3 separate regions of the Homo sapiens genome follow, and all the other regions are linked to region 1. The links are chromatin loops, found by intact Hi-C in ENCODE. Cell type or tissue: tibial artery. All regions are shown on one strand. Each heading gives the region's core, and the rest is flanking DNA. Links, peaks and the distances in the headings are about the cores only.

Region 1 (10,253 bases), core at 938-8,937:
AATTTTTTTGAGATGGAGTCTGGCTCTGTCGCCAAGGCTGGAGTGCAGTGGTGCAACCTCGGCTCGCTGCAACCTATGCCTCCCAGGTTCAAGTGATTTTCCTGCCTCAGCCTCCCGAGTGGCTGACATTAGAGGCACCCGCCACCACGCCCGGCTAATTTTTATATTTTTTCAGTAGAGATGGGGTTTCACCATGTTGGCCAGGCTGGTCTCGAACTCCTGATCTCAGGCCTTCCAAAGTGCTGGGATTACAGGCGTAAGCCACCGTGCCCGGCCTGTTCAGGTTTTGGATTTCTTCATGGTTCAATCTTGATAGGTTGTATGTGTCTAGAAATTTACCCAGTTCTTCTAGGTTTTCCAGTTCATTAGCATATAGTTGCACATAGTTGCCTCTAATGATCCTTTGAATTTCTGTGGTATCAGTGGTAATGTCTCCTTTTTAATCTCGGATTTTATTTATTTGGGTCTTCTCTCTTTTTTTCTTAATCTGGCTAAAGGTTTGTTGATTTTGTTTATCTTTTCGAAAAAACTTTTTGTATCATTTTGCATTGTTTCCTTCATTTCCATTTCATTTATTTCTGCTCTGGTCTTTGCTTTTTTGAGACAGAATCTCACTCCAGTTACCCAGCTAGAGTGCAGGGTGCATTCATGACTCGCTGCAGCCTCCACTTCCTGGGCTCAAGTGATTCTCCCACCTCAGCCTCCCAAGTAGCTGGGGCTACAGGCACACACACATCACCACATCCAGCCTATTTTTTTTTTTTCATATTTTTAGGAGAGATGGGGTTTTGCCATGTTGGCCAGACTGGTCTCAAACTCCTGAGCAGGTAGGAGTTGAGCCACTGTGCCCATGAGCCTGGCCTGTTCTGATCTTTATTATTTCTTTTCTTCTACTAATTTTGTGTTTGTTTTTCTCGTTTTTCTTTTCTTTTCTTTTTTTTTTTATGACAGGGTCTCGCTCTGTCACCCAGGCTGGAGTGCAGTGGCACCATCCTGGCTCACTGCAACCTCCACTTCCCGGATTCAAGCAATTCTCCTGCCTCAGCCTCCCAAGTAGCTGGGGCTACAGGCACACATCACTACTTCCAGCCTTTTTCTTTTTTTTGTTTTTTTGTATTTTTAGGAGAGATGGGGTTTTGCCATGTCGGTCAAGCTGGTCTGAAACTCCTGGCCTCAGGTGATCTGCCAGTCAGGCCTCCCAAAGGGCTGGGATTACAGGTGTGAGCCACCACACCTGGCCTAGTGTGTTTTTATAGGTAAAGTGTGTTTCTTGTATGCAAGAGATGGTTGGGTCTTGTTTTTTGATCCATTCATCCACTCTTTTTTTTCTTAAGACAGGATCTCACTCTGTCGCCCAGGTGGGAGTGCAGTGGCTCCATCTTGGCTCACAGCAACCTCCGCTTCCCAGCCTCCAGTGATTCTCCTGCCTCAGCCTCACAAGTAGCTGGGATTACAGGTGCGTGCCACTACCGCCTGGCTAATTTTTGTATTTTTAGTACAGATGGGGTTTCACCTTGTTGGCCAGGCTGGTCTTAAAACTCGTGACATCAAATGATCCATCCGCCTCAGCCTCCCAAAGCGTTGGAATTACAGGCGTGAGCCACCGCTCCTGGCCCACTCTTTTGATTGCAGAGCTTAGCCTATTTACAGTCAATGTTATTATTGATAAGTGGGGACTTACTCCTGCCATTTTGTTGTTTTCTGTTTGTTTTGGGTCTTCCATCCCTTCTTTTAGTGAAAGTGATATTTGTATTTTGTATTGCTTTTTTTTTTTTTTTTTTTGAGACAGAGTCTTGCTCTGTTGCCCAGGCTGGAGTGCAGTGGCACAATCTCGGCTCACTGCAGCCTCCGCCTCCCAGGTTCAAGCAATTCTCCTGCCTCAGCCTCCCAAGTAGCTGGGATTACAGGCGTGCACCACCACGCCCGGCTAGTTTTTGTATTTTAGTAGTTGAGGTTTTGCCATGTTGGCCAGGCCGGTCTCAAACTCCTGGCCTCAAGTGATCCACCTGCCTCAGCCTCCCAAAGTGCTGGGATTACAGGCATGAGCCACCGTACCCAGCCTATATTTTGATTATTAAATGCACTGTCACCCAGCAACAAGCTTGACTGTTTTCTGACCTCCCTCCACCATGCTGAGGGAAGTCAGGCCCTTCTCCACTGATGCGATGTGCATTTTCTCCCTTCCCTCTGAAGACGGCTGTTCCCGCCTGGCCTTCAGGACACGAGAACAGCTCAGCTTCCCCACCGAAAATGCCTAGATTACTGTCTCCTTCCACGGACTGGGGACCCTGCAGAGGCAGTGACCAGGCCTTGTCTGTCTTCTCCAGCACCGCAGGGATGGGCCCACAGCAGGCGTCAGGTGTGGCTTGCTGACTGTTCCTGTGAGGACCCAGGGATTCCCTCCCTGCCAGGGGCACGTGGTGTGGCAGAGTGGGCTCAGCAGCCCCATCCAGCGAGTCAACACGCAGTCATGGGGCTCCTTGCCCTCAGGAAGAGCAGCAGCCTTGGGCTGGCACAGAGAGGTCAGATGGAAGCCAACACAGGTTCAGAAGAGCCCAGAGCCCAGGCATATATTCTGCAGGGCCCAGTGAAAAATGAAGGCACAGTCCCCTTCTTAAAAGTGACTAAGAGTCAGCTGGGTACAGTGGCTCATGCCTATAATCCCAGCACTTTGGGAGGCCGAGGTGGGCGGATCACGAGGTCAAGAGATCGAGATCATCCTGGCCAACATGGTGAAACCCCATCTCTACTAAAAATACAAAAATTAGCTGGGCGGGTGTGGTGGCGCGCACCTGTAGTCCCAGCTACTCGGGAGGCTGAGGCAGGAGACTCACTTGAACCTGGGAGTCGGAGCTTGCAGTGAGCTGAGATTGTACCACTGCACTCCAGCCTGGATGACAGAGAAAGACTCCGTCTCAAAAAAAAAAAAAAAAAAAAAAAGACTAAGAATCTGAGGAAGACGAACAGCAACAGCGTGATGAAGCCCAGGGCCCTTTCTGACGGCACAGGCCACACGCACATAAAGCCGGCCCGGCCTGCAGCTCAGGGATGCATCCCAGGGGAGATATCCACCTCTGCCCAAGGCCCCAGCCCTTCCCTGCAGGAGCCGGACAGAGGGACGCCCGGGTGCAGGAGGACTCTCATGGTGGTCCGGGGGTCGGCATTCCCTCCACGGGGACACACAACTCAAATGCACACAGGGCACGAAAGAATGGCAGTTCTGTTTTACAAAATTAAGTTTATAAATATTTCTCCACTGTACAAAGTTCTCCCAGCCCTGCCCACCCCATCACAGTTCACATTTCTCATGTTTTTAAAATCCCAATTATATTTATTTTTTAAATCATAAAATATATTTTTTTCTTTGTTCATATTTAAAACTATTTACAGGGGCACAGAGAAGCCAGAGTGGCCCGGCCGAGGTCAGGATGAGTCCGTGCAGGGGGACGGAGGGGGCGGGAAGAGATGGAAGTAGCTCCTCTCGGTGGCGGGCGAGGGCGGGCAGCTGTCCTCCGCCGACAGGTACTGGCTGTGGGGCGTGGGTGGGGGTGGATAGGGGTCTGAGTCCGAGTTCAAATCCAGGTAGTACTTGCTGGCCTTCCAGCGGCTGGCGCTGTAGTCGCTGTCACACACGTCGGTGCTGCAGGGCGTCGTCGGGGGCGCCATTCCTCGAATGATGTAGGGCCTGAAAGGGACACACACAGAGGAGTGGGATTCGGTAGGCACATCCGCCCTGGTGGGCACAGCAGCCCCGGGGCTGTGAACGGGAAAGGCCTGTCCACTGGCCAGCTCCAGAAGATGCAGGCCGGACTCTGGACCCACCCCGCTGTGTCGCCAGGGCTCATCACTTACCCTCTCTGAGCCTCAATGGTCCCACCTCTACCATGGGCATGCCCGCACCTGCCCTGCAGCCTGCCAAGCCTGGGCCCTGGCAAGGCTGCCTCTAAGGAGAACGAGGCCTCTAGAGCCTGCTAGCTGACCTTGGCCAGGAACTTACTTGACCTCTTCGAGCTTTAGTTTCTCATTGATAAAAGTGGGGATGAAATAGTACCCATTTCGAAAGTGAAGGATACATGAGATTCTGCCTGGAAGGTGCTAGAAACAGTGTCCGACAAAACAGGAGACTGGACAACTGTTCACCTAACACTGTTACTGTAAATGTTGGCAACCGATAGGGTTTGGCTGTGTCCCCACCCAAATCTCATCTTGAATTGTACTCCCATAATTCCCACGTGCTGTGGGAGGGACCCAGTGGGAGATGATTGAATCATGGGGGTGGTTCCCCCCATACTGTTCTCGTGGTAGTGAATAAATCTCACTAGACTTGATGGTTTTACAAGGGGAAACCCCTTTCGCTTGGTTCTCATGCTGTCTGTTCCCTGAAGCCATGTAAGATGTGACTTGCTCCTCCTTGTCTTCTACCATGATTGTGAGGCCACCCCAGGCAGGTGGAACTGTGAGTCCGTTAAACCTCTTTCCTTTACAATTACCCAGTCTTGGGTATGTCTTTATTAGCAGCGTGAGAACAGGCTAATACAGCAACCAATGGGCCCGGAACACTTCCATCCTGAGTTCAAGCAACCTGACTCGCAAGATGGCTCCTGACCTCCCATCCTCCCAGAGGCTACCTGCACCCAACTGTGGCCCAGAAACGCCGCATCCCACTGTGTGAGTTCAGACTCGGAACTGTGGTGTGTTTAGGAGCCCCCGTCCTGTCACAGAGGGGCCTGCAATGGGTGGGAAGGTGCAGCCAACACCGGGTGTTGAGAAAAGTGCAGCAGGACAGGATACTCCTCTTGGGGCCCAGCTGCTGTGAGGTCAGACGGCGGGCGGGGGGAAGATGTGTCCGCGGTGGGCCCAGAGCAGGACGGGCATGAGCAAAGGCAGGAGGTGGGACGAGGAACTAGCGAGACTGGGCTGCCCAGTGTGGATGTGACCATTCTGGAGACAGTGGTCTGTAAGGCTGTGGGACAGACTGTGACAGTTTGATATAATACTGAGGCATCAGGGAGGTGGCCCGACCCGGAGTGGGGTGGAAATGGAGGCTGCAGTTCCGGCTCCCCAGCCAGGCCTGGGAGTTCGTGGAAATGGCCACTAGGTGGCAGGCGGCACCACACTCGGGAGGCCCTGCTGCTCCAGGGACCCAAGCAATGAGGAATGCGTGGTCCAGAGGTGTCCTGGCCCAGGCCCAGCCTATCCCACCCCTTCACCTGCGGGGGTGGGGCCTGGTGCGGCTGGCGGGTGGGCCACGTTGCCTGACACCACTGGGTTAAAGGTCAGGAGGCTCACCCTGCCCATCCCAGGCTCTGATCCAGCCCCTGCGGAGACCAGCACACCTGGGTCCCACCTCTCCACACTCTCAGTTGCCCCTCCCCAACCAGGGAGGTGGGGCCTGTGACCCCAACATGGGCAGCTCGGGGGGCTGGTGTCCAGCTGAGCAGCCCCGTTGGCTTCCCGGGCTCAAACAGGCCACTGTGGCAAGTGAGCAGCCCGGACCATCCTGGTGACGTCACACGATTAGGGGTCTACGGTGGGTGCTGCAGCAGCCTTCACAGACTTGTCCCATCCTAAGAGGACAGAGCCACCAAGAGGGGGCATCTCAATGGCTAGGTTTCCACAGCCGGACTCAAACACACAGTCAGACTCTGGAGCCCAAGCCCCCGGCCCCTCGACGCCACAGCCATTTCCCAGCTTAAAAGTAACCCCCATAGGAGCAACTTGAAGAGCAGCTCAGAACGTGGAGTTCTGCTGATTTCTGAACCCAACATGCAGTGCCCGCTGAGCTTGTCTGGGGAGGCAGCCTAGTGTGGTTGGCAGAGCAGAGGGAGGCAGGGCTGGGCCCGGCACCTGCCCACTAGCACCCAGAATACCTCCCCTCATCAGTGGCATGGGGATTAGGCCCCTCCACCACGGGCTGGCGGGAACCCAATGGCCATGGAGGGCTGCAGGGGATGTCCTACCTGTACGGTCTCGCAGTGGCCGGAATGTTTGAAGAGTAGAACATGTCCATGTTGTACAGGGAGGGGTCCGTGGCCGGGGAGGGCGGCGGGTTCAGGATCTGAGGAGAGCCAAGCCAGGGTGACTTAGAGCCTCGCCAGCCTGGGCATTCCTTCCTTCCTCCCACACCCCTCGGGCTTTCCTTGCAGAGAGGGCTTCTGGCCCCCCTGCTTCCCAGGACCCCTTCCTCTGGCCAGTTGGCAAAACCTGGGGACAGGAGGGGAGGCAGCAGCCACCTGCCCCGAAGGTCATCTCAGTGAAAGGCAAAGGGAACCCAGGCACTTTTGGCCCAGGTGCCCGCGCCCTTCCAAGTACCTGCCTTGTGACCAGATGCTGGGCTGTGAAGGCGGGGACAGGACTTCGGCCAGTTCCCTTTGTGGCTGGCCCCCAGCAGTAGGAGATGTCCCCACAGGCCCTGAGTGTCCTCCACACCAGTTAGCACCTCACCAGGCTCCTCAGGGACCTTCCCAGGAACTCTCCTTCTGACCTTTCCTCCTGCCCCTCCTCCCTCCATCACACACAGTCTAACTCCTGCAATGACGCCCTTGTTCCGAACACTCAGGGGCTCTGCGTCCCTGCTGAAGCCCTGACACAGAAGTCACCACGCTGAGGGAGGGGCCACAGTCCCACTCCAGACAAAGGCACCCCCTTCACAAGGGCCTGTGCTGGCACCAGCCCCAAAGCGGGGATAGTAAATAGACAAATTCACCACGTGAACGTGCCCCCCAGGTCCAGGCAGCACACAACCAGCCCTACAAAGGGAGGAAGGGACCAGGGGCCCTGGGCCCACACACCCACACAGGTCTGCACCTTCCACAAGTGCCACTGACGGCACCCCAACCCAACATGCAGCTTCCCAAAGGGTGTAGGGCTTATGTGGGTCTCCAAGGCCATCCTGGAAAGCATACAGCCAGATCCGAGCCCCTGCGGAATAATGGGAACAGAACTGTCAGTTATGCCCGAGGGACTCAGTTCTCTCAGGCCCCCTAGGGTGGTACAAGAACACTGCCTTTCACGCCAGACAGACCCGGGTGAAGTCCTGTTTTACCACCTTCTGGCTGCAGCAGGATCCCTGGGGAGGGAATTTACCTCAGCCTCAGTTTCTTCAACTTTAAAATGGGCTTGACCTAGCACTTTGGGAGGCCGAGGCGGGCGGATCACTTGAGGTCAGGAGTTCGAGACCAGCCTGGCCAACATGGTGAAACCTCATCTCTACTAAAAATATGAAAATTAGCCGGGTGTGGTGGCGGGCACCTGTAATCCCAGCTACTTGGGAGGCTGAGGTGGGAGAATCCCTTGAACCCTGGAGGCAGAGGCTGCAGTGGGTTGAGATCGCACCACTGCACTCCAGCCTGGGCAACAGAGTGAGACTCTGTCTCAAAAAATAAATTTAAAATTAAATAAAATAATAAAATAAAGTAATAAAATGGGCTCGAGAAGGCCTGCTTCCTGGGGCTATCCTGATGGCTGGTGAGTAGCCTCTGGGGAGTGGCCAGGCCCTTCCCCTGCCCTTTAGGAAGCCGCACTGGGCCCTGCTCTTTCTGGAGAGGGTCCTCTTTGGCCCAGAGAGCCAGTCTGGGTATTCCTCAGGATTTGACCCCAACGTTGAGAGGGCATGAGACTGGGGGCACTGGGGAAGATGCTTCAAAGCAGAGAGCAGGCAGGGAGGCAGCAGAGAGGGCTTCCTACAGCTGCCCAAGCCCCAGCCTATGGGGTCTGTTTCCACCTCTTCCCATGAACTTGACCAGGCCTGGTTTCTCTCCTACATCCCAAGGCAGTTTGAGATTCTGCCCAAATCTGCACTGGGCAGACTTCTGGCAAGATCCACCAGTGCAGCGCCTCGGCAATGTCTCAGATGTCCCGTGAACCACGGCCAGGCCCTATTCAAAGAGGACTGGATCTCGGCCCAGGGTGGGGGGTGGGGGGTGGGGGCTGGGGAGGCCACTCGGCTCATCTGCTATTCCTGCGTTGTTGTTGTTTTGACTGAGTCTCGCTCTTGTTGCCCAGGCTGGAGTACAATGGCATGATCTCGGCTCACTACAACCTCTGCCTCCCAGGTTCAAGTGATTCTCCAGCCTCAGACTCCCGAGAAGCTGGGATTACAGGCATGCGCCACCACACCCAGCTAATTTTTTTGTATTTTTAGTAGAGATGGGGTTTCACTATGTTGGCCAGGCTGGTCTCGAACTCCTGACCTCAGGTGATCCACCCGCCTTGGTCTCCCAAAGTGCTGGGATGACAGGTGTGAGCCACCATGCCTGGCCTATTCCTGCATTCTTAGAGTTCTCTGTACATCTCACTGTTCAATTTCTGCTATTCCAGTCCCTGGTAATAAGCCTGTAGACGGAACTTTCTCTGTTCAAATTCTCATAGAGTTTCTGCCTCCTGATAGACCCCGACTAATTCACGCCACCCATAAGCCATCAGCCAAGAAACAAGCTGGATGCCCACCTTGCTCATCAAATCTAATTACATCCCAGAAGAATTAAAGATGTGAACGTAAAACGAAAGGAGGAGGACGTTAAGAAAGAGAGTGTGGGCTGGGCATGGTGGCTCACGTCTGTAATCCCAGCACTTTGGGAGGCCGAGGTGGGTGGATCACCTGAGGTCGCGAGTTCGAGACCAGCCTGACCAACATGGAGAAACCCCCGTCTCTACTAAAAGTACAAAATTAGCCAGGCATGGTGGTGCATGCCTATAATCCCAGCTACTCGGGAAGGTAAGGCAGGAGAATCACTCCAACCCGGGAGGCGGAGGTTACAGTGAGCTGAGATTGCGCCACTGCACTCCAGCCTGGGCAACAGGAGCAAAACTCTGTCTCAAAAAAAAAAGAGAGAGAGTGTGAAAATAAGTTGTTTTTTATGATCAGAGCAGGGAAGGCCTTTCTGAACATAACCAAAAAAAAAAAAAATATATATATATATATATATATATATATATATATATATATATGCCATAAAAGAGGAGATTGATAATTTCTTTTCTTTTCTTTTTTTTTTTTTTTTTTGAGACAGAGTCTCGCTCTGTCGCCCAGGCTGGAGTGCAATGGCGCGATCTCGGCTCACTGCAACCTCCGCCTCCCATGTTCAAGCAATTCTCATGCTTCAGACTCCCAAGTAGCTGGGATCACCATACCCGGCTAATTTTTAAATTTTTACTAGAGACGGGGTTTCTCCATGTTGGCCAGGCTGGTCTCAAACTCCCGGCCTCAAGTGATCCGCTCATCTCAGCCTCCTAAAGTGCTGAGATTACAGCTGCAAGCCATCACGCTGGGCCCAAAGGTTCTTAAACACACAAAATGATGCTTACATCATTCATGATAAAATAAATATAAATGAAGATCTTAACATGATACCATTTTTACTCTATATTAGACAGGTGGAGAGAAAGGGTGCCAGGGACCGTTTTGCCAGTGTGGCCCTCTGCTGAGAAAAGATGGACTGTCCCTTTCAGAGGGCCACTTGGCAGGAGTGGTTGAAACAGCCAAGGTTCAACCGCAGCAGGAGAGAGGACCATGATGCCCTCCAGTGGGGGCCCAGCCACGCCTGACAAGGAGTGCTGTTCAGCCACCAAGAATGTGACGGCTGTGTCCTCAAAACAGAACAAACTTCAGGGTGCGGGGGAAGCAGAGTAGAAGGTGGTTGTGAGTTGGATGGCCTGGCCCCACTGCCTACCAACCGAACGACCCAGGCCAGTGGTTCATGCTCAGTTCTTCAGCCTCCTTGTTGCAAAATGAGGAAAACAATAGCACCTCCTCCCGGAGATGGGTTACGGTAGAGCTCTAGGCAGGGTGCACACGGCAGCTGGGAGCCTCCGAAATGCTCAGAACAGCAGCTTTTATACATCGTTAGCAGCAAAAGGCAAGGCTCAATGTTGACTCTTCAGATGCTATCTTTCGGGCTTACGAAAACACATATGTCAGCCCAGGCGCAGTGGCTCATGCCTGTAATCCTACCACTTTGGGAGGCTGAGGCAGGAGGATCACTTTAGCTCAGGAGTTCAAGACTAGCCCAGGAAATTTAGTGAGGCCTCACCTCCACAAAAAATTTAAAAATTAGCCTGGCATGATGGTGCACACCTGCCATCTGAGCTACTTGAGGGGACTGAGGCAGGAGAATCGCTTGAGCCCAGGAGTTTGAGGCTGCAGTGAGCTGTGATTGTGCCACTGCACTCCCACTGGGTGACAGAGGAAGTTTGTCTCAAGAACAAACAAAAAACACTTATGTCAATCTGAATAAGGTGAAAGAATCGTTATC
Region 2 (10,253 bases), core at 1,183-9,182, 190 kb after region 1:
GTGAATCACACCTGTTGTGTGAGACTTTTACTCTGATGTTTTGGGAATTGGATCAAATAGTGAAGGTCTGAAGCCTTCAATGGGCAGGGGGTTCATAGAGGGCAAAGGAGTTTTAAAATCAAATTGACAAGGGCTTTTTCAATGAGCTGCATGCCAACAGTGGGAAGAGAGATGGGGAGGAAGCATGTTCGCACATCACCTCCCCCGACTCTGGCTGGGCTGAGGAGGGGGCCCCACAGGCCTGGGTGGAAGCCGATCCCTGAGCAATCCCCCTGTGCAGGATTGAACATGATTGTCTCTCTTTTTCTCCTTTTTCTGACTTTAAGGCAACTTTGTCCCTAACAAAATGTGGAAGGGATTAGTCAAGAGGAATGCATCTGTGGAAACAGTTGATAATAAAACGTCTGAGGATGTAACCATGGCAGCAGCTTCTCCTGTCACATTGACCAAAGGGACTTCGGCAGCCCACCTCAACTCTATGGAAGTCACAACAGAGGACACAAGCAGGACAGATGTGAGTGAACCAGCAACTTCAGGAGGTGCAGCTGATGGTGTGACCTCCATTGCTCCCACGGCTGTGGCCTCCAGTACGACTGCGGCCTCCATTACGACTGCGGCCTCCAGTATGACTGTGGCCTCCAGTGCTCCCACGACTGCAGCCTCCAGTACAACTGTGGCCTCCATTGCTCCCACGACTGCAGCCTCCAGTATGACTGCGGCCTCCAGCACTCCCATGACACTTGCACTCCCCGCGCCCACGTCCACTTCCACAGGGCGGACCCCGTCCACTACCGCCACTGGGCATCCATCTCTCAGCACAGCCCTCGCACAAGTGCCAAAGAGCAGCGCGTTGCCAAGAACAGCAACCCTGGCCACATTGGCCACACGTGCTCAGACTGTAGCGACCACAGCAAACACAAGCAGCCCCATGAGCACTCGTCCAAGTCCTTCCAAGCACATGCCCAGTGACACCGCGGCAAGCCCTGTACCCCCTATGCGTCCCCAAGCACAAGGTCCCATTAGCCAGGTGTCAGTGGACCAGCCTGTGGTTAACACAACAAATAAATCCACACCCATGCCCTCAAACACAACCCCAGAGCCCGCCCCCACCCCCACAGTGGTGACCACCACCAAGGCACAAGCCAGGGAGCCAACTGCCAGCCCAGTGCCAGTACCTCACACCAGCCCAATCCCTGAGATGGAGGCCATGTCCCCCACGACACAGCCAAGCCCCATGCCATATACCCAGAGGGCCGCTGGGCCAGGCACATCCCAGGCACCGGAGCAGGTAGAGACTGAAGCCACACCAGGTACTGATTCCACTGGGCCAACACCCAGGAGCTCAGGGGGCACTAAGATGCCAGCCACGGACTCGTGCCAGCCCAGCACCCAAGGCCAGTACATGGTGGTCACCACTGAGCCCCTCACCCAGGCCGTGGTAGACAAAACTCTCCTTCTGGTGGTGCTGTTACTCGGGGTGACCCTTTTCATCACAGTCTTGGTTTTGTTTGCCCTGCAGGCCTATGAGAGCTACAAGAAGAAGGACTACACCCAGGTGGACTACTTAATCAACGGGATGTATGCGGACTCAGAAATGTGAGGGGGGCGGGGGCCTGGCGGGAGGCCTGGCCCCTTCCTCGTCCTTTCCTTTTGCCTTTGAGACCAAACCAAGTGCTTCCAAATTCTTTTGGTGCAATTGAGGAGATATGCCAGATGCTTAAACACATTTAATTGCTGTCAGATTAATTCCATGATCACTAAAGAGTTGCTGCTTTTTTCATATTTATTTTTGTAAATGATTCTGTGCCCAGGAGCAGCTGGGGGTTCCACCTCAGGGTGGGGCGGGCAGGACCCCGTCTCCCCAGGTGTCGGAGCCTGACCTGAATTAAAGTACTGACTGCTCGCCACAATCGTGTGGGTGCATCCTGCTCCTTGGGGAGCCTTGCTTTCTGCCGTGCACGTGGCAGGGTTTTGTTCTGTGAATGTGCACCATCACTCCGCACCCTGGAGGTTGACTGTGTCGTTGCCACTGACTTGGGTTTCTCCCTGGTACCCACGCCCGCCCTGGTGCTTGCTGGGAGGCTCCTGGGCCCCAGAGGAGGCCACAGCCAGCATCTTTAATCCTTTTTCTGACCTGTTCGATGAACCTCCTGGAGCCAGCCTTAGGGGTGAAGGAGCTAAATTCAACACATCACCCCCGTGGTGTGGCCAGCTCGGCCTGAACCTGCGCAGAACAGAATCTGATCCTGCCCTGCTCATGAGGTGGGGTCACTATTGCTAGTCCTGAATAGTGCAAGTCCCTTGCTCCAGGTAACCCAGGACCCCAGGGCCAGTCCTGGGATTCGACCCCGGAGCCTGCTCCTTAGGCCAGTTCCCCTGGATTCCAGGCTCCCATCCTGAACATCCAGCCAGCACTTGCTCTGTGCTTGTTACATGCCTGCCCTGTCCCTGTGCTGTGTGAATGTGACTTGCTGTGTGAGTGTAACCTGCTGTGTATGACCTGCTGTGTGAGTGTAACCTACTGTGTGTAACCTGTGTGTGACCCGCTGCGTGTGTGTGATCTGTGCGTGTGTAATGTGCTGTGCGTGTGTAACTTGCTGCGTGAGTGCAACCCACTGTGTGTGTGTAACCTGCTGCACATGTGTGACCTGCTGCATTGCCTCAGCCCCAGGAGATCAGCATCACAATCTCCATTTTGAAGACGGGACCACTGAGGCACAGAGCAAAGTCACTCCTGGAGGCCCAGAGTCAGGATTGAGCCCTGGTCCTAGAGTCCCAGCTGTTTGTTTAACTAGGTTCCTTTGCCACCTGCCCAGCCTGAGCTTGGCCTTTGGTCCTTCATCTGCCCACCTGCCCAAGGCAGCAAGAGCTGATGGGCCACACGTGGCCAGGGCATCTTGTAAGGCCATGTTCTCAGGCCAGGTCTGCGGCTGCTGAGACCTGGAGCAAGCTATAGAGTGTTCTGGAGCTCGGCTTCTTCCTCTGGGAAATGGGGAGAGACAGAGCAGCATCTGCTGTAAACATGGCAGCATGGGGCCCCACCCAAAAGTGGTTGTGGAGTTGGCTGTGGCTTCTCAACCACCTGGCGCTGAGGCAGAGCTGATCTTTGTCCGGAATCTCCTGTCTCCCACTCACCAAGATCTCCCTGGGCTAGGTTTGGGTGGCCAGCTTCTTATTTAAGTTCATCTCCAAAAAGGATGTCAAAGGGCCTGGGATAAAAGGCTAAGACGGTAACTCCCAAACCATTTGAAGTAACTTCAAAGCCGAGGCTGGGAAAATATGGAGTGGGGAGAATGGGTCAGAAGCTGCCCCCCAGTCCTCTCCTCCTGTCTTCTCCCTCACTGCACCCCGGCTTCCCCAGCCTTTTCTTTCTCATTGTCACGTCCTGCTGGCCCCTTCCCCTCTCCCAGCCTTCACTGCCTGAGTCAGGCCTTCTGGACTGACAGCCACACTCCACAGAGCTTGTGCCTGACTGTCTCCTTTCCTGGCCATCACACATCGGAGTCGCATCTGCATGCTTAACTACAGGCACTGGCGCTGGCTGGGAAGGTGGTTGGTTCCAGCCCCTGGCTTGTCTCCCTTGCCATCTTGAGCTCTAGGCCAGCTCGCAGCATTGTCCTTGAATCTGACAAGACACCGTCTGCCCGGAATGGGCAGCTCTGCCCACCATGGGTAGACAATCGGAGCTGTGGAGGATGCCCTTTCCTCTGCCTGACTTCACCCCAGTGGCCCAGGCGAGGACCAGCCTGCTAAGGGTCAGCTCTCCACCCTGGCTCATTGAGCCTCCCCTGGGAGAGCCAGAACCCTGGGCCTGTGTGAGCTGTGGCTTGGGGGGTGTTCTCATAGACTGTGGGCACCTCGTTCCTTTCTGGGGAGGTAGGATGAAGAGTAACCTGCAGTGCTGGCCTTCAGCTTGTGACTAACGGCCTCTGCCTGGCACCCCTACATCCAGGGAGTGGGCCACAGGGATCTGCAGAGTCAGCCAGTCAGTCCCCCTGCCCCAGCCAGGGCCCCCAATTTTTTTTTGACAGAATCTCACTCTGTCACCCAGGCTGGAGTGCAGTGACACGATCTCGGCTGAGTGCAGCCTCTACCTCCTGGGTTCAAACGATTCTCCTGCTTCAGCCTCCCGAGTAGCTGGGATTACAGGTGCATGCCACCATGCCTGGCTAATTTTTGTATTTTTAGTAGAGATGGGATTTTGCCATGTTGGCCAGGCTGCTCTCAAACTCCTGATCTCAAGTGAACCACCCTCCTCGGCCTCCACTGGGATTCCAGGCATGAGCCATCGCACCCAGTCTCCGAATTCTTTTATCCTCTGAGAGCATTGGTCACACTCTCCCCCTCCATCCTTGGGGGTCCTATTCCAAACCCCCTGCCATTGTTCTCTCTTGGATGGCGTTCCTCCTGGACCACAGGTGCCTCAAACTCAGCATCCAAGGCCAACCTCAGCATCGGCCCCCAGGAGTGTGTTTGGCCCCAGGGGTCCTCCCTGTACCTAATGGCATCCCCACGTGGGCTAACAGATTTAGAAACCTGTGCTTCCCCCTGAGTCCAACTGGCCATCCTAAAGGTTTCAGTACTCCGGCCGCTTCCCCTGTCCTGACCCCAGCTGCTGCCCGGCCTTGGGCCCACCACCAACTGCCTGCCCACTCTGCTCCCAGACAGCCTGGCTCATCCGTTCTCCACCCTGCGGCAAGGGACCCGTCAAAACACAAATCTAACCACACCCGTCCCTGCCGAAAGCCCCAAGCTCCTCTGCCCAGCACTACAGGCCCAATGCAGCCCCCTGTGGTGAGTCCCAGCCAAACAGAGCTCAAGGCGCCCCCGTCGCAGACCTGTCCAAATCCAGGGGCTCCGGGCTTTCTTCTCCCTGCCTTGGAGGACACGAGACTGCAAGATAAGCCAGGTGCCATCCTGGCCTACACAAAGTCCCATTCAACTCACTTTATCAGGTGCCTAGTGAGCACCTACTGTTTGCCAGCCCAATGGGGATTCAGAGATGACGTGGCCCAGGAGCCCCCGGTGCGGTGGGTGAGACCTGCCTTGTGAGGAACACAATGAAGGTGAGGGGTGGGCTCAGAGAAGGTGCCTCCTCCACCCTGGGGAGCTCAGAGAGCTCAGAGCCCCCCTCAGGCTTTCTGTTCCTGCGGCAGGGGCAGTGGCTCATCCGGGGCCTAGCACAGCACTGACACACAGGAGGTACAAAGTCCCTAACTGATGGGTGAGAGTCCACACAGAAGGTGCCAGAAGGCCAAACAGAAGTGAGAGTCCAATTCGGGGCTTGGCCCCAAAAGGAGCTCTCGTCCCTTCACAGTGAGGAAACCAAGGCACAGAAAGGCCAGGTTGCTTGGCCGAGGTCATCCACCAAGCAAATGGCAGCACAGCATTCACACTGGATCTGTCTGCAAATGTTGGGCGTGGCTCAGGAGCACACGATGGCCACAGGGAGCAGAGGCTCCTCCAAAGCCGTGAGAGCTGAGCATTCACACCGGATCTGTCTGCAAATGTTGGGCGTGGCTGAGCACACCACGGCCGTAGGGAGCAGAGGCTCCTCCAAAGCCTTGAGAGCCCCGGCAGGGCATGGCCTCGAGCTCGACAGGGCATGGCCTCGAGCCAGCCAGTTTCTCTAGGAGCAGGGCCGCATCTCTTGGTAGAGGAAGTCCAAGGGCTCCCCCTGGCGGGCAAGGCTCCCTCCTAGCCTTCTTGTTTTTTGTTTTTTTGAGACAGAGTTTCATTCTTGTTGCCCAGGCTGGAGTGCATCTTGGCTCACTGCAGCCTCTGCCTCCCGGGTTTAAGCGATTCTCAGCCTCCTGAGTAGCTGGCATTATAGGCGCCTGCCACTACGCCCAGCTAAGTTTTTGTATTTTACTAGAGACGGGGTTTCACCATGTTGGCCGGACCGGTCTGGAACTCCTGACCTCAAGGTGATCCTCCTGCCTCGGCCTCCCAAAGTGCTGGGATTACAGGTGTGAGCCACCACGTCCTGCCCCTCCCAGCCTATTTCACCAGCCCTGGTGCTGGCCTTGGCTAGAGACACCATCCCACCCTCCGGCCCCCTGCGCCTACCATTCCATGTTTGCAGGTGGAAACCCCTTAGCCCGCTCCCCTGACAGCAGGGAGTCTTGCCGTTACCCCACACCAGAGAACTCTGGCCCTCTTCGATTGTTCCAGGCCAGGGGGGCTCGGCTTCCACTATGGGATGGATTGTTCTAGGTGGTATTAGGTCATTTGCGCCTGTAACTGTCTCCCACCAGAAGGAATCCACGAGTTCAGGGAGAATGCAATGAACTCACAGGCAGCCCCCCGGGCCTCGGTCCCAAAACCCACCAGCTGGGTCAGTTGGGACAAACCACGACCATACTCAGCCACAATTTCCGTATCTACAGCTTTGCTTCAAGATCCAGCGCAGTGGCTGACACAAGCCGATACTTTTTAGAATATGGACTACGTTCGACTACGTTGAATTCTCTGTGATGGTCTTCCTGCTCCCCGCCCCAGCCCTACTCATCCTCCACACAGCAGCCGGAGGATATTTTAAAAACACAACTCAGCTCCTAATACTCCCCTGCACAGCAATCCCCGATGGCCTCCTGCTGTGAGCAGGAAACAAAATCCAAACATTTGCAGTAAAAACACAGATGAAAAATCAGGGAGATGCGGGATCCAGGCAGAGAGGCCAGCAATGCGGAGCCCCCAGGACAGATCCAAGGCCACAAGTGTGAGGAGAGAAGGGCCCTGGGGAGAGTGAAAGAGACAGGCCGGTCCCAGGGGACAGCGGCGGGGGAGGAGCGGGAGAGCCCAGGAATGCACAGGGAGTCACGTTATCCAGTTCAGAGTTTAAAAGATGACTCTGTTGCTTGAGGCTGAAGTCATAGGCTGTCTGAGGTGTGCTTTAAAATGCTTCCACATCAGGAGAAGGGGGCAAGAGAATCGTGCCACAAGACACATGTGGCTGCCATCCATCCAGCATGGCTGATGGCTTCATGGAAGTGGGGGGTCTGTTTCCCACTCTCTCCATGTTTGTGTGTGTTTAGAAATTTCCATCATCAAAAGTTAAAAGAGGCCAGGCTTGGTGGCTCATGCCTGTCATCCCAGCACTTTGGGAGGCCGAGTTGAGTGGATCATTTGAGGTCAGGAGTTTGAGACCAGCCTGGCCAACATGGCAAAACCCCATCTCTACTAAAAATCCAAAAATTAGCTGGGTGTGGTGGCAGGTAGGTGCCTGTAATCCCAGCTACTCAGGAGGCTGAGGCAGGAGAATTTCTTGAACCCAGGAGGTGGAGGTTGCAGTGAGCCGAGATTGCGCCACCGCACTCCAGCCTGGGTGATAGAGTGAGACTCCGTCTCAAAAAACCCAAAAGTTAAAAGAAAAAGTGAATGGAAGGGAGGGAGGAGGGGAGGAAGAGTTTCAACTTCTATCTCATAAGTACACGATCACTTTGGCTGCAGATAGAGAGGCCTGGCTGGCTCGGTCATCCGCGGAGTGAGGAGGCTGGCTTGGACCAGGGTGTGTTCACACAGATGGACAGAAACCGAGGACCCTAGGGGCCACTTTGGAGGCTGAGTCAGCAGAACGTGCACTGCTTCCTTATGTACGATCCACGTGCCCACGGCAGGAGCCGGGGTGACCCCTGCATTTTTGGTTTGAGAAGGTGGAATGGTGGAGGGATCGTTTCTCGGGGGGAGGGAAAGGGTGAACCTTTATTCCCAGTGCTTCACACGTGAATTCATTTCATCCTCACCACAGCCCTGCGAGATAGTATGTCATCATCATCAGCCCCCCGTTTAGAGGGGAAACTAAGGCCTGGGGAATTCATGAACCTGCCCACCGTTACACATGTCACATTGCTGGTAGGTGACCCCAGCTTCTATGCTTTTACCACTAGACCATACTGCCTCTTTTTTTTGTTTGTTTGAGACAGAGTCTCACTTTGTCACCCAGGCTAGAATGCAGTGTCATAATCTTGGCTCACTGCAACCTCTGCCTCCTGGGATCAAGCAATTCTCCTGCCTCAGCCTCCAGAGTAGCTGAGACCACAGGCGCCTGCCACCATGCCCCCTTAATTTTTGTATTTTTAGTAGAGACAGGGTTTCACCATGTTGGCCAGGCTGGCCTCAAACTCCCGACCACAAGTGATCTGCCCGCCTCAGCCTCCCAAAGTGCTGGGATTACAGGTGTGAGCCACTGTGCCCGGCCTATACTGTCTCTTGATAAGGGGGTACAGAAGGATTTGGAGAGAAGGTGGCCCAGAAATCAAGAGTCCTGCTGTGGGTTGTGAAGGCAGAGATGCCTATTGGATGCCAGGCAGACACTGGCCGTGAGTCTGAAGCACAGGGAAGGTCCCCACAGGACTGGTAGAGTGCTTCACCGCCTCCCCACGTGGCGGGAACCATTTCTAAGCCCACTTTCAGATGAGGAAATAGACAACAGGGGAGGTAGGTGACTTGCCCAAGGTCACACACAAGGTAAGGGGTGGGCCCAGTCCACCTGACTCCTGAACCCCAACTTCACCAGTGCTGCGTGCTCCGGGCACACGCTGAATGTACTTGAAGCACAAGATGAGCCCCGCTGGGCAATCTGGACTTCAGAGTGAAAAACTCACTGTCTTTTATGAGCCAGGGCCCACGGCAGGGGCCTGGTCCCGCTTTGCTGACTGTAGAGATGCCCGCTTGGACAGGACACAGCAGGAGGGCAGCAGGCACGAAGACGTCAGGTGAGCAGAGAGAACCACGGAGTGGCGCCAGGCGGGTAGGCCCAGCACATGAGATTCCGGGGGCCCTATACGTGGAAATGCATGAAGAAGGAAGACTCCACCCCAGCCTCTGGCCTTTCTCCTGAATCTCTGGGAGACCCCCCAACTCAGCATCTGAAAGATCCAGAGAACAGGTCCACGAACACGGAGCAGCTCTTTGTCTTGGGGAGCCTGTGGCTACAAGGAACAGAAACCTCAGGCCGTCCCAAGACGGGGATTTGCTGCAAAGACAGAATGAGAGCCGGGCCTCCTGGGGGCCGTGCGTCTGCTCCTCTCCTTCCCTCTGCTCTCTGCCCATCTCTGCTCCTCTCTGCAGAGGACCTACCTCCCGAAGCTGTTAGGCTCTGCTTTCCCCAAGGGGCTCTGATTGTAACCTTGGCTCCAACAGCAGCCCATTTAAGCTGCCTGTCCAACGCCCAGGTCCTCTGTGATCCAGTCCACTGTAGCCACAAGGCTGTCCCTAGTGGGCTGTCACAGCCCAGCTGTTCAGAAAGGGTTGTGGGCCAGGCGCAGTGGCTCAGCCTGTAATCCTAGCACTTTGGAGGCGAGGCAGAGGTTAGTTCAAGCCCAGGAATTCAAGACCAGCCTGGGCAACATAGCAAGACCCCATCCCTACAAAAAATAAAAACTAGCCAGGCATGGTGGCACATGCCTGTACTCCCAGTTCCTCGGGAGGATAAGGCAGGAGGATGGCTTGAGCCCAGCAGGTTGAGGCTGCAGTGAGCTATGATCCCACCACTGCACTCTAGCCTGGGTGACAGAGAAGACCCTGTCTCAAAAAAAAGGGGAGGATGTGGACAGAGAAGGAAGGATGTGCATAGCTTGGGATCTGTGCCAGGCCCTGGGCTGAGCTCTGGGACACAAAGATGCAAAGGAAATGCTTCCTGCCTTCCAGGAGTTACAGTGGGGAAATCAGATGGTGACAGTGACAGGCAGTCAACAGGGACAGGAAAAATGGCGCTCTAAGGCCCCACTCGGGAGCTTCACTCTGCAGGGCAATTGGCAGTGGCATTAAAGCTAAAGATGCAGCCGGGTGCGGTGGCTCACACCTGTAATCCCAGCACTTTGGGAGGCCGAGGTGGGCGGATCACCTGAGGTCAGTAGTTTGAGACCAGCCTGGCCAACATGGTGAAACCCCATCTCTACTAAAAACACAAAAAAATTTAGCCGTGCATGGTAGCAGGCATCTATAGTCCCAGCTACTCTGGAGGGTGAGGCACAAGCATCACTTGAATCCGGGAGGTGGAGCTTGTAGTGAGCCGAGATCACACCACTGCACTCCAGCCTGGGTGACAGAACAAGACTCCGTCTCAATTAAAAACAAAACAAAACAAAAAGACTAAAGATGCAATCACACATCTTGGTTTCTTCCTTATGAAAGCACACATGGAGGCACTAAGGAGAACATCATGGGCCACATTATTTGTGATGGCAAAACATTTTAAAGCTCCAAATCATCTTCAATGGTGCTTATACAAAGTACTGAACAACAGTTCA
Region 3 (10,253 bases), core at 1,502-9,501, 150 kb after region 1:
CTGCATCTTTGCCACCATGGAGAAAGGCCAGGCCAGCTCCTTCTCTCTTTCTGCACGTGTTCCTCCCACCTCAGCTGCCTCCGCTCCTCAAGGAGGAACAGAGGGAGTAGGAAAGGCCATCCCAGGAGGCCCAGCACCCCATGACCTGGCTCTGGGGCCTTGTGGGTTTATGGATTCCCAGTGCTGAGTCATCCCTCACAGGCTCTTGTGGGCACCTTGGACATTGCTCAGAAGCATCTGGTCCCCGGGAACACACCTTTTCCTGATCATCTGGGAAGGGCAGCTTGTGCCAGCGAGGCCACCTGTTCAGCGCCACGGCCCGCCAGACAGCTGCAGCCACAGCCTTGCCTTTGATCAGAGCAAACACCAGACATGTGTGTCATGCCCCCAACCCATCTCCAGGGGACACATGTCCTTTCTTGCCAGGCCTGAGATGAACAAGAGAGGGACAAGTCCCCAAGCCTCTCTCTCCTTCCCGCCTCACCCACTCCGCTGTTAGATTCTCAAGGTGGATGGTGGGCTAACTAGGGCAACCGACCATCCTGGTTTACCTAGAACTGAGGGGGCATTTTCAGGAATAAAACTGCAAAAGTCTGGAGCAAACAGGAGCAAGTTGGTCACTCTGGGGCTGGTGGAGTCAGGTTTCCTTCTGCAGGCCCCCTCCCCGCAAGCATGGGTGGAACCCAGGACAGGAACACAGAGCAGGCCCCAGGACCGGGCTTGTCACTTACAAGTCTTTTTTTTTTTTTTTTTTTTTTGAGATGGAGTCTTGCTCTGTCATCAGGGCTGGAGTACAGTGGTGCCATCTTAGCTCACTGCAACCTCTGCCTTCTGGGTTCAAGTGATCCCCCTGCCTCAGCCTCCTGAGTAGCTGGGACTACAGGTGGCACCACCACGCCCAGCTAATTTTTTGTATTTCTAGTAGAGATGAGATGGCCAGGCTGGTCTTGAACTCCTGACCTCAAGTGATCTGCCCGCCTTGGCCTCCCAAAGTGCTGGGATTACAGGCGTGAGCCACTGTGCCTGGCCCCACTCACAAGTCTTAAACCATGCCTCAGCACATCAATGCCATTTACAAAAAGGTAGAGGGATTTTTCCAGGCAAAAATAGATGAAAGACATAGGCTGATTGATCATGTCCTGCTTAAAAATAGATCTGATGCTATTAAGAATTGTGGGCTGGGAGCGGTGGCTCACGCCTGTAATCCCAGCACTTTGGGAGGCCGAGGCAGGCGGATCACGAGGTCAGGAGATCGAGACCATCCTGGCTAACACAGTGAAGCCCCGTCTCTACTAAAAAATACAAAAAAAATTAGCCAGGCATGGTGGCGGGCGCCTGTAGTCCCAGCTACTCGGGAGGCTGAGGCAGGAGAAGAATGGTGTGAACCTGGGAGGTGGAGCTTGCAGTGAGCCGAGATCACACCACTGCACTCCAGCCTGGGCGACAGAGTGAAACTCCATCTCAAAAAAAAAATAAATAAATAAATAAGAATTGTTAGTATTTTGCAGGTGTGACAAATGATTCTGTTTCTGTGGCAGAATGTTCTCAGGAGATCTCTTTTGAACTCTCATGGAAAGCATCATGCTGTTGGCAACATCACATTTATTTTTATTTATTTATTATTTTTTAGAGACAGGGTCTTGCTCTGTTGCCCAGGCTGGAGTGCAGTGGCACAATCACAGCTCACTGCAGCCTCAACCTCCTGGGCTCAAGCAATCCTCCTGCCTCAGCCTCCCAAAGTAGCTGGGACCACAGGCGTGAGCCACTGCACTCAGCCCAATGTACCTTCAATATTTACATTTCTGGCAAAGGTAGCAAAACCTTAACAAATTTTGAATCTAGATAATAAAATTATGAGGCTGGGTGCAGTGGCCCTGACAGGGATGGCTCACATCTGTAATCTCAACATTTTGGGAGGCCAAGGTAGGCGGATCACCTGAGGCCAGGAGTTTGAGACCAGCCTGGCCAACATGGTGTAACCCTGTCTCTAACAAAAATACAAAAAAATTAGCCAGACGTGGTGGTGCACGTCTGTCATCCCAGCTACTAGGGAGGCTGAGGCAGGAGAATTGCTTGAACCCGAGAGGCAGAGGTTGTGATGAGCCGAGATCGCGTCATTGCACTCCAGCCTGGGCAAAAGCAAGAGCGAAACTCTCTCTCAAAAAAATAAAAAAAAAATAAATTAATGAATTAATTAAAATAAAATAAAATAATGGATAGTCACTGTAAAGAAAAAATAAATGTATATATCAGCCAACAAGTGATGGAATAGAGCACCCCATCTCCCTGGCTGGACAGATACATCCCACAACACCTGGAAGGCGGCTCCATGTAGAACTTTCTGGACTGCTTGAGGTGCTGTGCTGGAGCACGGTGACAGAGGAGCTGGACCATGGACCTCCCCCGGCCCCCACCAAGGGCGAGGTCCCCCTGTGGTGGGTCTGAGGGAGGCATCCGTATGGCCTCTGCGGCTTGGGCAGGGAATTTGGGGTCCAAGTACTTGGTGCAAAGCCTGGAAAGAGGGTTTGGGTGCTGAGGGCATATCCCCTGGGCCACATGGGGGCAGAAGTGGGGCCCCCTGAAGCTTGGAGTCCTGGGCAGGGGCATCTATTTTGCTGTCTGAGGCCTTCAGTACTTGAAGCAAAATGGAGGCAGAATGTCCCACCTTAATGCCCCTGATTCCTCCAAACCAATTCCAGAGACAGCAAGGGCCAGAACAGGGATGGCCCTGCCCAGGGTCATGCAGCGAGGAAGTGGCCAGGCTGGGATCTGAACCCAGGCTAATCCCCTCCCTTGTCCTCCTCCAGGCCCTCACCCCTGCATAGAGCCCTCCAGCTCACTCATCCTCGGCCAGCTCCATCTCCTCAGCTTGTAAACGCCACGGGATTCTCCCTTCTTAAAAACAAAGGCCTGGCCAGGCACGGTGGCTCATGCCTGTACTTTGGGGTGGCTCCCAGCACTTTGGGAGGCCAAGGTGGGCGGATCATGAGGTCAAGAGATTGAGACCATCCTGGCCAGCATGGTGAAACCCTGTATCTACTGAAAAAAAAAAAATTAACTGGGCATGGTGGCTAGCTACTTAGGAGGCTGAGGCAGGAGAATCGCTTGAACCTGGGAGAAAGAGGTTGCAGTGAGCCAAGATCGCGCCACTCCACTCTAACCTGGCAACAGAACAAGACTCCGTCTCAAAAAACAAACAAACAAACAAATAAACAAAAAAAGGCGGAGCGCGATGGCTCGCGCCTGCAATCCCAGCACTTTGGGAGGCTGAGGCGGGCGGATCACTTGAGGTTAGGAGTTTGAGACCAGCTTGGCCAACATGGTGAAACCCCATCTCCACTAAAAGTACAAAAATCAGCCAGGTGTGGTGGTGGGTGCCTGTAATCCCAGCTACTCAGGAGGCTGAGGCAGGAGAATCGCTTGAACCCATGACCTGGAGGCTACAGTGAGCTGAGATTGCGCCACTGTACTCCAGCCTGGGCAACAAGACTCTGTCTCAAAAAAAAAAAAAAAAAAAAGACTGGCCCTTCCCCTTCAGCTCTTCCTCAGGGTCCCTGAGCACTCTACACCCCCGTCTACACTGAGCACTCCACCCTGCTGTCTACACTGAGCACTCCACCCTGCCATCTACACTGAGGACTCCACCCCACTGTCTACACTGGCTGCCTCCCGCCCTCACCTCCTGCTAAGGCCATTCCCCGCTGCATCTGTCTTCTAGATTCTGCAGCCTTCAGCACGCTGGGCCCCTCCTTTGTCCCCTTGAGCCACCTCCAGCCTCCCCCTGAGCTGCTACTCCTCTCCCAGCAGCCTCCACCCAAGCCCCTCCAGTCCCCAAGCTGTCCCTTGCATCCAGCACTGCCCTTCCACGTGCCCCTTCCCTCCAGCTTCACAGCAGGGTGGGGCCTCCAGGCCCTGCCCACTGTGCCCATCCACAAGTTGTGGTGGGAGCTCCGAGGGGAGGCAGGGGTGTGCATGGACTTGGGACGTCCAAGTCTGGGACCAGGGGCAGCTGGTTGGTGGAGTGTGGAGGGGGATAGGGACTTTCAGGTAGAGAGGCTGTAGGGGCAAGATCGGGACGGCGGATGTCCCTAAGGAGGGCTCTGACCTGGGAAATATTGTGCAGCTTCCTCTTTGCCATTCCTGGAGCTCAGACACTGGCCGGCTCTCACCCCGCCCTTCCTGCAGGACACAGCTCCATCCCAGTGAGTTCCTAGTGTAGACATCTCCAGCAGCACGGATGGGAAAGGAAGTCATCAAAGGTGCCCAGGACCGGAGGCTTTTTCTGGAGGTGGCAGAGGAGGGTGTGGGTCTCAGGGCTCTGGCTGAGGGCAAGCGTGGGAGGTCTTAGGTCTGCACCAGCCCCGTGAAGGCCCCTCCTGCTCCCTGGTGGAGTCCTAGAGGGAACAGCAGCCCCTAGGCTCTAGCAGGAGTGGGTAGGGGCTTTTCTGGCTTCCTACTGTGCCAGCAGGATAGCTGGGCCTGGCACTGAGCCCAAAGATCACATGCCGGGGCATTGGCGCAGTGAGGAACAGACCCTCGCCAAAGCTGGCAAAGAAGACCCCATGGGGTGCAGCTGGTGAAGCTGAGAGCTCAATGTTTGGGGGAGCCTGGCAAAAGGGGTCCTCCCCTCCCTCTGCAGGCCAGGATCGCAGGTTTTCCCTACATGTTGGTAATTCTCAAACAATCCCATGGCCACTGGAGCAAAGATCACAGTGGGCGGCGGCCTCGGGAGCAGTGGACAGGGCACGCAGTGCCTTTGATGCCAGAGCCCTCGCCCCAAAGTCAACAAACTCTGCAGCGGACTTTGCACCCGGACTTTGTTTTCACCATACAAGGAAAGGGACAGATCACAGGCCCTCTCGCTGCCCTCGCTGAGCCGGAAGCTGCAGCGTGAGCTCTCTCAAGCCCCATTTCTAGGTTCCCCAGGCGCACCCCTGAGCCCCTACTCGCCTATTAAGTTCTCCTAATAGCCCTTCAAGGTCTTAATGTATGTCCATTAGACAGAGGGGAAAACTGAGGCGAGGGCAAGTGACTTGACCGAGGTTCCTCGGCGAGCAGGGCGTGGAGCTGAGAACCTCGTTATTACTGCTCCCCACACAACCCTCTGGCCGTTCTTGGAAGAGGCTGAGCCCGGGAGGGCCAGAGTGACCCAGACACCATGGGCCGCCTGCGGTAACACGTGCGGCCACGAGGGGGCAGCAGCGTCCCGCCCGGCCGGGCTCTCTCCGGCGCTCAGTATCCGTCCCAGGCCAAGAAGAAGAAACTCGGGGAGGAGGGCGGAGGGGGCTGCGTGGGAGGACGTGGAAGATGGACGTGGCCAGGGGAGTGGCAGCTGCACACACTGGATGCTGTTAAGATGAAGGGAAAGAACGTGGGCTCCGAGATCACTGGACACGGTTCCACCCTTCTTCCCGCTCACTGCATGGCCCTGGGCGGGTTGTTGAACCCTTGGAAACCTGTTTTTCCTTTTTTCCTTTTTTTTTGAGACAGGGTCTTGCTCTGTGGCCCAGACTGGAGTGCCGTGGCACGATCTTGGCTCACTGCTGCCTCCCAGGTTCAAGTGATCCTCCCAGCTCAGCCTCCTGCGTAGCTGGGACCCCAGGTATGTGTCACCACAGCCGGCTAATTTTTGTATTTTTTTGTAGAGACGGGATTTCGCCGTATTGCCCAGGCTGGTCTCAAACTCCTGAGTTCACCGGATCTTCCTGCCTCAGCCTCCCAAAGTGCTGGGATTACTGGCATGAGCCACCGCACCCAGCAGAGACCTCAGTTTTCTAACCTGTGCCAGCAGGAATAATGATAGCTGCCTAGCTTGGCTGTGCTGGGAATTAAGTAAGATGACCGGGTAGCAAATATGAAGTATTACTGGACACAGAGGGCCCCAGGCTGGGTTAGCAGCGGTGGTCAGGGCTGCTGCTTCCTGGCCTGAGCTCGAAGGAGGGCCCTCATTACCACCTGGGTGAGTCCTCGTCCAAGCCTGGCACTGCTGCGTGGGAATAACTTCTGCCACCCAAGTTGGCAGATTGTGTGCAAAGTTAAGTCCTGACTCTGTGGGGTGGACTTCGAGGCCTCTTCATCGGACCTGCTTCCGGTGACTGCATTCGCACCTCCTCCTGTTCCTGGTTTAACACAGCCCAGCTTTCCTCCTGCTGAGCCCTCCCTGGGCCTGCTGTCACCCTCGTGCCGCTGTGCCTCGCAGTGCCACTCCCTGTACCCTGAATACTTTGCCCTGCCTCTCCACCCAGCTGAGAGTCAGGGCCCCTGTGAGGCTCTGCCCAGCCCGTCCTCCGGGTTTCTGCCTCTGCTGAGCACTTCCCTGCATGATTGCTTCTGAGAGTCCCCCCAGCCTGTGAGCTTCTCAGGACTGGGACAGCTTCTCAGGACCGAGGCTTCCTGGTCTGCTTGCAATTTTACAGGCGGGCACATTTTCCCTTGGCCAACATCAGAGACTGGACATCTGCAGATCTGTGCTAGCCACTGAGCACCCAGGCACCCCAGCAGGTAGCTCTGTAACCAACCCATTCTGTAAAGCTGAGGCTCAGAGAGGTGAAGCGCCTGGCCTGGGGCCACAGCCTGCGTCAGCTGCAGAGCCAGGAGCTGAGATATGCACCTGCGGCTCTGCTCACAGGGTCCTGCACAGACTGCTGCTGGAGCCACCTATGTAGAGTCAAGAGAGTTCATGTTAACTCCCTCTCACATCCCTCAGCCAGGGTGGGGGCTGACGATAGACACTCAGGGATGGCCTACCCTCCCCAACAACCCCCGTCAGGTTTGCCGGATCTCCTTGGAAGAAAAGTTCTGGGCAGAATTCCACCGTTGGCCTGGCCTACACTCTCCTTAGTGGCTTAGGACCCTCAGCGGTGGATAAGTTGTGGGCAGAAGAGATGCAATCAGGATTCTCACCCACTCACCCCTTGCCAGCCCCAATAAGCTCAATAAGCTGGGCTCGGTCTGAGGAAGTGTCCAGGAAATGTGCAAATGGCCTGGGACAGCCCTGTGTTCCTTTCAGTAAGGTTGCTGAAGGTGAGGCTGAAAGTTGGAGAAACAGAAGCCAGTGCTTATGGTTTTAATTAAGATAATGGAATGTATGTATGTATGTATGTATGTATTTATGTATTTATCTTTAGAGATAGAGTCTCACTCTGTTGCCCAGGCTGGAATGCGGTGACACAATCATAGCTCCTTGCAGCCTCGACTTCCTATGCCCAAATGATCCTCCTACCTCAGCCTCCTGAGTAGCTGGGACTACAGACACACGCCAACTATACCTAGCTAATTTTTATTTCTATTTTTTGTGGAGACTGGGTTCTCACTTTGTTGCCCAGGCTGGTCTTGAACCCCTAGCTTCAAGCAATCCTCCTGCCTCAGCCTCCCAAAGTGGAGGGATTACAGGTGTGAGCCACCACACCTGGCCTGGAATTTATTTGTATTCTGCTTATAAAATTAATACATTCTTATTGCAGAAAAGTTTGAAAATAAAAGAAAGGACAAAGAACAAAAAGCGTATATAATTTCACAGCTCAGATCTCACTGCTATTAACATTTTTATTTACTTTCAGGCTTTTTTCTTTCTAGGTACATATGCAGAGATTATTTTATTTTATTTATTTTATTTTATATTTTATTTTATATTTTTTATTTCATTATTTTATTTTATTTTATTTTATTATTTTTAGAGACAGGGCCTCACTCTGTCACCCAGGCTGGAGTACAATGGAGTGATCATAGCTCACTGCAGCCTCAAACACCTGGGCTCAAGCAATCCCCCCACTCAGCCTTCTGAGTAGTTGGGACTAAAGTGTGAGTCTGGCTAATTTTTTTTACTTTTTGTATTGACAGAGGTCTCACTATGTTGCCCAGGCTGATCTCAAACTCCTGGGTTCAAGCGATCCTCCCACCTTGGACTCCCAAAGTGCTGGGATTACAGGCATGAGCCACCATGCCTGGCCTAAAATGCCACTTTTTGTCATTTACTAAAATCCCATGGACACTTTGACATGTCTGTATTCTATGCTATTGATCTGACTGTTGGCATCTACATCATTATGGCCATCTATCATCTATCATAATCCATTTTAACATTAAAATTGTGCTGCTGCTTAGAATTTTTCTGGCCTGTCTCCTATTTGTATTCTTCCAGATAAATTTTAGAATCATTTTATCAAATTCCCCTTGCAGAAAAAGCCCTATTGGATTTTGGTTGAAAAATACTGAATTTTTACATTAACTTAGGAAAGGGCTGGGCACGGTGGCTCACGCCTGTAATCCCTACACTTTTCGAGGCCAAGGCAGGTGGATCACTTGAGGTTGGGAGTTTGAGACCAGCCTGGCCAACATGGTGAAACTCGGTCTTTACTAAAAATACAAGAATTGCCAGGCGCAGTGGCTCACCTGTAATCCCAGCACTTTGGGAGGCCGAGGTGGGTGGATCACGAGGTCAGGAGATAGAGACCATCCTGGCTAACACGGTGCAACCCCGTCTCTCCTAAAAATACAAAAAATTAGCCAGGCGTGGTGGTGGGCGCCTGTGGTCTCAGCTACTTAGGAGGCTGAGGCAGGAGAATGGTGTGAACCCAGGAGGCGGAGCTTGCAGTGAGCCAAGATCGCGCCACTGCACTCCAGCCTGGGCGACAGAGTGAGACTCCATCTCAAAAAAAAATAATAATAATAATACAAAAATTAGCCGGGGGTCGTGGCGTGCACCTATAATCCCAGTTACTTGGGAGGCTGAGGCAGGAGAATCGCTTGAATCCAGGAGGTGGAGGTTGCAATGAGCAGAGATCGTGCCACTGTACTCCAGCCTGGGTGACAGAGTGACACTCTGTGAAAAAAAAAAAAAAATTCTGAAGGATTGAGACTCTTAGACTCTTAGGTCTTCCTATCCAAGAGCACAATATAGCTTTTCATGTATTCAAGCCTTTTTCAATGCATCAACAGAATTTTACAGTTTTTTTCATGATATCCTGCTATTTCTTATAAAATGTATTCCTAGATATTCTGCATGTTTTCCGGTTGTTTGTTAATAAATATTTTTCATTTGTCATTATTTCCTAATTGGCTGTTATTTGTATATATGACATCTGTTGAATTTTTTGATTACTTTGAAAATGGCCATTCTTTTGTGTTTTTTTTTAACTTTCTATTTTGAGATAATTTTGACTTACAGAAGATTTGCAAAAATAGTACAGAGAGTTCCTGTTTCCCCCTTATGTTAACCCAGTTTCTCCTTATGTTAACATCTTACATAACTACAGAACAATTGTCAAATCTAAGAATCAACCTGGGCACAATGCTATTAACTAAACTGCAGAAGCTGTTCAGATCTCACCAGTTCTTCTACTGCTCCCCTTTTCTCTTCCAGTGTTCAATCCGGAATCCTACATTATATTTAGTTGTCATTTCTCTTTGGTGTCTTCCAATCTGTGACAGTTCCTCAGTCTTTCTTTGTCTTTCATGACTTTCATTTTTTTATACTTTTGAAAAATACTGGCCGGTTGTTTTGTAGAACGCCCTCAGTTTGGGTTTGCCTGAAGTTTTTTGTGATTAGATCGAGGTCATGCATTATTGGAGAGGGTGCCACCGCCTCGATGTGCAAGCTCAATGCATCATATCAGAGGGTTTGTAATGTCAGTTTATACCGCCGGAGACCCTAACCTGGAGCATTTCGTGAAGGTGCTGTCTGCCAGGATTCTCCACTAGAAAGTTACTATTTTTCCCTTTTTAATTACTGAATGTCTGAGGGGAAATACTTTGAGACTATGCAAATATCCTGTTTCTGCTTTAACTTCGGCTCACTAAGTTTAGCATTCATCTATGGATCTCGCTTATAGCAAGTATTACTGTGGAGTTCTAATGGTAATTTTCTGTTTCTCTCATTCCTTCAACCTTTATTAATATGCTTCTTCCTCACTTATTCATTTTGTTTCAGTTGTTTATACCAACATGGATTTGTGGATATTGGTTTTATTCTTTGGGTTGCAATTGAATCCTATCATTATTTTGTTAGTCAGTTGTTCCATCCGACCTTGGTCATTAGGAGCCCTTGAAATTTGGCTCCCATGCCTTTTTTTTTTTTTTTGAGACCGAGTCTCACTCTGTCACCCAGGTTTGAGTGCAGTGGCATGATCTTGGCTTCCTGCAACCTCCGCCTCCCAGGTTCAAGCAATTCTCCTGCCTCAGCCTCCTGAGTAGCTGGTATTATAGGCGCTCCACCACCTTGCCCGGCTAATTTTTTGTATTTTTAGTAGAGATGG

The links. Peaks named below come from ENCODE experiments on the same cell type or tissue, not always from the same donor. Only the 100,000 strongest peaks of a DNase experiment are listed, where the experiment ranks them.
Region 2: it touches region 1 in a loop (5-fold over the local background); 96 of 110 quality-filtered maps call a loop at or near these places.
Region 3: a loop joins it to region 1, with 2.5 times the contacts of the local background. A loop is called at or near these places in 33 of 110 quality-filtered maps.

Annotation. Positions count from the first base shown.
Region 1 is chr11:68,442,241-68,452,493 of GRCh38, reverse strand. It overlaps LRP5 (LDL receptor related protein 5), which reads right to left. Exons shown (of 23, transcript NM_002335.4): 22 at 5,961-6,058; 23 at 3,219-3,685. The coding sequence ends at 3,424. Among named protein-coding and RNA genes, the nearest start is that of PPP6R3, 13 kb to the left of the region's middle. RefSeq lists enhancers at 4,307-4,910, 4,911-5,515, 5,516-6,119 and a silencer at 5,174-5,243. In tibial artery, for the core only: a CTCF peak has its summit at 5,091 (motif pointing right); no DNase peak of the experiment used is centred there; H3K27ac peaks cover 666 bases.
Region 2 is chr11:68,252,992-68,263,244 of GRCh38, reverse strand. C11orf24 (chromosome 11 open reading frame 24) reads left to right here. Exons shown (of 4, transcript NM_022338.4): 4 at 327-1,907. The coding sequence ends at 1,600. Among named protein-coding and RNA genes, the nearest start is that of C11orf24, 14 kb to the left of the region's middle. RefSeq lists a silencer at 277-477. In tibial artery, for the core only: a CTCF peak has its summit at 5,671 (motif pointing left); a DNase peak (open chromatin) is centred at 5,684; H3K4me3 peaks cover 400 bases; H3K27ac peaks cover 3,103 bases.
Region 3 is chr11:68,292,851-68,303,103 of GRCh38, reverse strand. It overlaps a transcript of LRP5 not described here. Among named protein-coding and RNA genes, the nearest start is that of LRP5, 15 kb to the left of the region's middle. RefSeq lists enhancers at 2,119-2,866, 3,616-4,363. In tibial artery, for the core only: a CTCF peak has its summit at 5,174 (motif pointing right); no DNase peak of the experiment used is centred there.